Linked DNA regions of Homo sapiens: region 2 is linked to region 1. The links are chromatin contacts, found by Hi-C or POLR2A ChIA-PET in ENCODE. All regions are on one chromosome and are shown on one strand. The core of a region is the stretch at or near the end of the contact, and the rest is flanking DNA. Distances in the headings are between cores, read along the strand shown. Region 1 has its middle 43 kb from the start of BHLHE40-AS1. Region 2 has its middle 80 kb from the start of MIR4790.

Region 1 (2,700 bases), core at 115-2,614:
CTTTAACACCATCTCCAGGTCTAGGGAGGAATATGTGACTCAAGCCAGGCTGGCCAGGGTTAATCCTGATATTTTTGTTGAGAAGAAAGATCTCTTTCTAATGAGGTTGTTAAGCTCACAAAAGGTAAGACTAGAGCTACTGGGACAATTCCTTGTCATCTTATAGGCAGGCAGAGCTGAAAGATTAAAAAAACAACAAATCTCTAACACTAGCATTTGGGCACCTGGAAACAGCTATGCCTGAAGCCATCAGCTGGATCTTTTTTTTCCCCCTGTAGCTAATTTGAATCCAGTTTCTGTCTTGCAACTAAGAGTCCTCACTGACTAATTTGAGGCTTGCCTGATACCGAGGCTCATGTACCTTAAACCATCCCAGATTGACTCAACAGTATAGAGCCTAAAGAGAAAAAAGGAAAAACAAATAAAGCAAATACTTTCTCTTTCTCATTTCCTTTCATCTTATATAGATATGGTACCTCTGCTAACAATTGCTGGATGAGTGTACAAACATGTCCAAGACAATCCCTTCACATTACTACTTGTTAATGATCTCATTACCTGCATAAACATCATGATTCTTTGTGTCAGTATCATAGTTGTCCGTATCAAACCTGTGTCAATTCCATGAAAATATATCAAGCTCCATTTCTGGTGCCCCTTTGAGAAAACTAGAGTTGGTGAGACATAAGTAAGAATATACATTTTTCTTTTTCTTTTTTTTTTTTTTGAGATGGAGTTTCCCTTTTGTCACCCACGCTGGAGTATAGTGGCACAATCTCGGCTCACTGCAACCTCTGCCTCCTGGGTTCAAGCGATTCTCCTGCTTCAGCCTCCTGAGTATCTGGGATTACAGGCCTGTGCCACCACACCTGGCTAATTTTGTATTTTTAGCAGAGACAGGGTTTCACCATGTTGGCCAGGCTGGTCTCGAACTCTTGACCTCAAGTGACCCACCCACTTTGGCCTCCCAAAGTGCTGGGATTACAGGCGTGAGGCACTGTGCCCGCCCGAGAATCTGTGTTTTTCACTCATAGTTTGGGATTGTTCTTGCAGCTGAATACCTCTGAAATAATAATCAATGAATATTTCATTCAATAAATATTTACTATCCTCTTCCGTGTGCCAGTCTCCTAAGTTGTCTTAGGATAATAATTATTATCCTAAATCATCCCATTACTTCTTAGATATTTAGCATTCCAACAAACAGAAAACGAGCTCTCTCCTCTCCCTTCCCAAGGGTTTATGTCTTTCATCTCCTCCTTGGCTATCCAGGTTTCGACCTCGGAGTTGGCTTTAGCTGCTGGAGCCTTCCTGAACCCATCTGTTGGGATATTGAGTCACTGAGTCATAAAGAGGAATGTTTCTCACTAAACATCACACCAGAACAGATAGACTTCCAGCTGAGCCAGCTGGTGACCTGGCCGCCCCTGAGTGGAGAAAATGGGAGACGTGGGAGTTGGAAGGCACACCACGCAGACGGTCACCTCATGGTGACGTCACCTGCCAAACCGGTGACTCACCTCCCAATTCTCCCCTCTACCAGCCATATCTTGCTCACTTGGAATACCTGAGGGGAATACCAGCCTCCTGTGTTTAGTGAAAACACACGCTCGTGAGCTATTTTTTAAAGGCATGATGTTTTCTTGCTTTCAAGTGCAGGCCTGGGTTAAGACTGCTTCTGCTTTAATAAGTACCCAGGAGTCTGCTTTTAAAGAAAGACTTGGATAAGCATGGGGATTGCTATGTGGGTTACCTTTTTTTTCTTAAAATTTTTCATTGTAGTAAAATATGCATAACACATAATTTACCATTTTAACTTTTTTTTTTTTGGAGACAGAATTTCCTCTGTTACTGAAGCTAGAGTGCAGTGGTGTGATCACCGTTCATCGCAGCCTCACCCTCTAGGGCTCAATCAATCCTCCCACCTCAGCCTCCCACGAAGCTGGGACTACAGGCATGTGCCCCGACACCCAGCTAATTTTTTTTATTTTTTGGAGAGATGGGGTTTCACTATGCTGCTCAGGCTGGTCTCAAACTCCTGGGCTCAAGCGATCCACCCATGTCAGCCTCCCAAAATCCTGGGACTACAGGCGTGAGCCACCTTTTAACCATTTTTAAGTGCACAATTCAGAGGCATTAAGTACATTCACAACGTTGTGCAACCATCACTACCCATTCCTAGAGCTTGTTCAGCATCCCTTCAATTCATCACCAATTAAATTGTTCATTGAATTCTAATCAAACGAGAACTCCCCACTCCTCTCTCCCTCCAGCCCCCGGTACCTCTACTCTACTTCTGTATGTATAAATTTGTCTAGTCTAGGTGTTCCATATAAGTGGAATCATACAATACCGTCCTTTTGTGTCTGACTTATTTTACTTGGCATCATGTCTTCAACATTCATCATATTGTAGCACTTACCAGAATTTCATTCCTTTTTAAGGCTGAATAATATTTCATTGTATGTACATACTAGATTTAGTTTATCCATTCATTTATTGTTTTCACATCTCAGCTATTGTGGGTAGTTTACTTTCGAGTCCCTAAAGATCATTTGTTCTCTTTACTAGTTAGAAATTCTTCTTTAGAAAGATTCTCAGAGTTCACCTGTAGACTGGGACTAAGATGACCAGTTCTAACTACTTCTCAGGGGTATTGTGAAGATAAAGTTAACTCCTGGGTAGGAAAATGCTTTATAA
Region 2 (2,700 bases), core at 24-2,523, 310 kb after region 1:
AACATGGTACTGGTACCAAAACAGAGATATAGACCAACGGAACAGAACAGAGCCCTCAGAAATAATACCACACATCTACAACCATCTGATCTTTGACAAACCTGACAAAAACAAGAAATGGGGAAAGGATTCCCTATTTAATAAATGGTGCTGGGAAAACTGGCTAGCCATATGTAGAAAGCTGAAACTGGATCCCTTCCTTACACCTCATACAAAAATTAATTCAAGATGGATTAAAGACTTAAATGTTAGACCTATAACCATAAAAACCCTAGAAGAAAACCTAGGCAATACCATTCAGGACATAGGCATGGGCAAGGACTTCATGTCTAAAACACCAAAAGCAATGGCAACAAAAGCCAAAATTGACAAATGGGATCTAATTAAACTAAAGAGCTTCTGCACAGCAAAAGAAACTACCATCAGAGTGAACAGGCAACCTAGAGAATGGGAGAAAATGTTTGCAATCTACTCATCTGACAAAGGGCTAATATCCAGAATCTACAATGAACTCAAACAAATTTACAAGAAAAAAACAAACAACCCCATCAGCAAGTGGGCGAAGGATATGAACAGACACTTCTCAAAAGAAGTCATTTATGCAGCCAACAGACACATGAAAAAATGCTCATCATCACTGGCCATCAGAGAAATGCAAATCAAAACCACAATGAGATACCATCTCACACCAGTTAGAATGGGGATCATTAAAAAGTCAGTGTCGTCTCTTTAAAAGTTCTTCAGGCTCAGTGACAGCAGGGGCCTTTGTTTCACCCCACCCCTCCTTCCCTAGTATATAGCTCAATGACAATCAGGCTTCAAAGACCCCTTTCCCTGGGAGTCAGCTCATCTAATTATATGTGAGTTTCCTTCATTTAACCTCAGCCAATCAATTTCTAATTTGCAAAATGAGTAGATGGGACTAGTTCGTTTCCACATTCCTTTCCAATACCATCTTTCTAATAAATCCTGGCTGAACTGAGTTGACTTTGCCCCACTGGATTGCGAATTCCTCAATAACTTAGAGCATCTCTGTATAGTTATCCAACCCAATCGCCTAACAGGATCAGCTACACACAGTAAGTTTTCAACGAAGGTTTATTAACCTCAGCAGGAACAACAAACACTTCTGGGTAAAATTACATATAGGATCCATTATGAGAGAAGACTATGTGAATCAATGAGTAAGTCCAATTTACATCAGCGAGTCCCACGCCTAACCCACTTCTGTTTGTATAAACTTGCTGTGAGACTTCAACTGCTTTAAAACAATCTCCTTATGGCTCAGTGAATGAGTCAGGATTTCTGGGGACCTGATGCACAAAATCACGATCAAAGCTGGTTGGTGAGTCACATCCTTCATGAATGATCACTCCTGGGCAGGAACATATACAGTCTCCCCCCGATCCCCACCCACTGTTGCTCAGTATCTCCTCTACCTGGTCAGAGCCAAGGGTCACAGAGACATTGGCTGGAGACAAGAGTAGAGATCACAAGAGGACTGAACCAGAAGCCGGCTCCATGGGACATTCTTTCTATTGCTTCGTCTTGGGTAGGAAAGGTCAGTCACACTGGATATCCTGGTGCAGGTACTTTTTGTTCCCCTCCTGTATCAGTCCATTTTCACATTGCTGTAAAGAACTTCCTGAGACAAAACTTCCTGAGACTGGGTAATGTATAAAGGAGAGAGGTTTAATTGACTTACAGTTCCACATAGCTGGGGAGGCCTCAGGAAACTTACAATCATGGAGAAACTTGAAGGGGAAGCAGGCACCTTCTTTTTTTTTTTTTTGACGGAGTCTCGCTCTGTCGCCCAGGCTGGAGTGCGGTGGCGCGATCTCGGCTCACTCCAAGCTCCGCCTCCCGGGTTCCCGCCATTCTCCTGCCTCAACCTTCCGAGTAGCTGGGACTACAGGCGCACACCGCCACGCCCAGCTAATTTTTTGTATTTTTAGTAGAGATGGGATTTCACCGTGTTAGCCAGGGTGGTCTCGATCTCCTGACCTCGTGATCCGCCCACCCCGGCCTCCCTAAGTGCTGGGATCACAAGCGTGAGCCACCGCTCCCGGCCGCAGGCACCTTCTTTACAAGACGGCCGGACAGAGAGAGTGGGAAGGAGGAACTGCCAAACACTTATAAACCGTCAGATCTCCTGAGAATTCCCTCACCATCACGGGAACAGCATGGGGGAAGCTGCCCCAGTGATCCAATCGCCTCCCTCCAGGTCCCTCCCTCGACACGTGGGAATTACAGTTTGAGATGAGATTTGGGTGGAGACACAGAGCCAAACCATACCACCTCCACTATTTGTGAAGATTGGTTATGATGAGGCTTCTGCCATGGAAATGTTAACATTTGACTCCAGTGTTGCTGACGTTTTGAAATAAAGTTTTTGCAAGCGGTGCAACACATCATTTTCCTTATACACCTGCTGGCATCATTACATTCCCTGGTCAGGAACCAGGAGGTTCACATGACCTACAGTACTGGATCTTTAACCATCTAACTACCTAATTCCTTAGTCCTTTCTGTCCAGGACTCCCAGTTGCATATTCTCTGTGGAAATTACATTCTCATTCTCCCTTCTACCTGAATTCCTACCTGCCTGCCCCCTTCTTCTCCTCTTTACTTCCTTTCTTTCTTTATCTGCTATTGATAGTACTTGGAGCTGCTGATACAATTTAGACACTACCCAGGCTT

Evidence for each region. Hi-C counts contacts between places; a loop is a spot of excess contacts on that map. ChIA-PET counts read pairs that join two places held with the same protein, here RNA polymerase II (POLR2A). Pooled maps may share reads with other maps.
Region 2: a loop to region 1 is called in a pooled map, with 2.8 times the contacts of the local background. The contact joins two enhancer-like sites. A Hi-C loop is called at or near these places in 3 of 50 pooled maps. POLR2A ChIA-PET finds 5 or more read pairs at or near these places in 2 of 52 experiments (Caco-2 and activated T-cell).

The regions. Positions count from the first base shown.
Region 1 is chr3:5,022,032-5,024,731 of GRCh38, forward strand. No RefSeq gene overlaps it. Among named protein-coding and RNA genes, the nearest start is that of BHLHE40-AS1, 43 kb to the left of the region's middle. RefSeq lists enhancers at 689-1,888, 1,336-1,705. Within about 2 kb of position 1,365, at least 18 of the 41 ENCODE cell types and tissues checked have a DNase peak (open chromatin) inside an H3K27ac peak, as active enhancers do.
Region 2 is chr3:5,329,283-5,331,982 of GRCh38, forward strand. It overlaps the pseudogene LOC124906205. Among named protein-coding and RNA genes, the nearest start is that of MIR4790, 80 kb to the left of the region's middle. RefSeq lists an enhancer at 894-2,093. Within about 2 kb of position 1,274, at least 2 of the 41 ENCODE cell types and tissues checked have a DNase peak (open chromatin) inside an H3K27ac peak, as active enhancers do.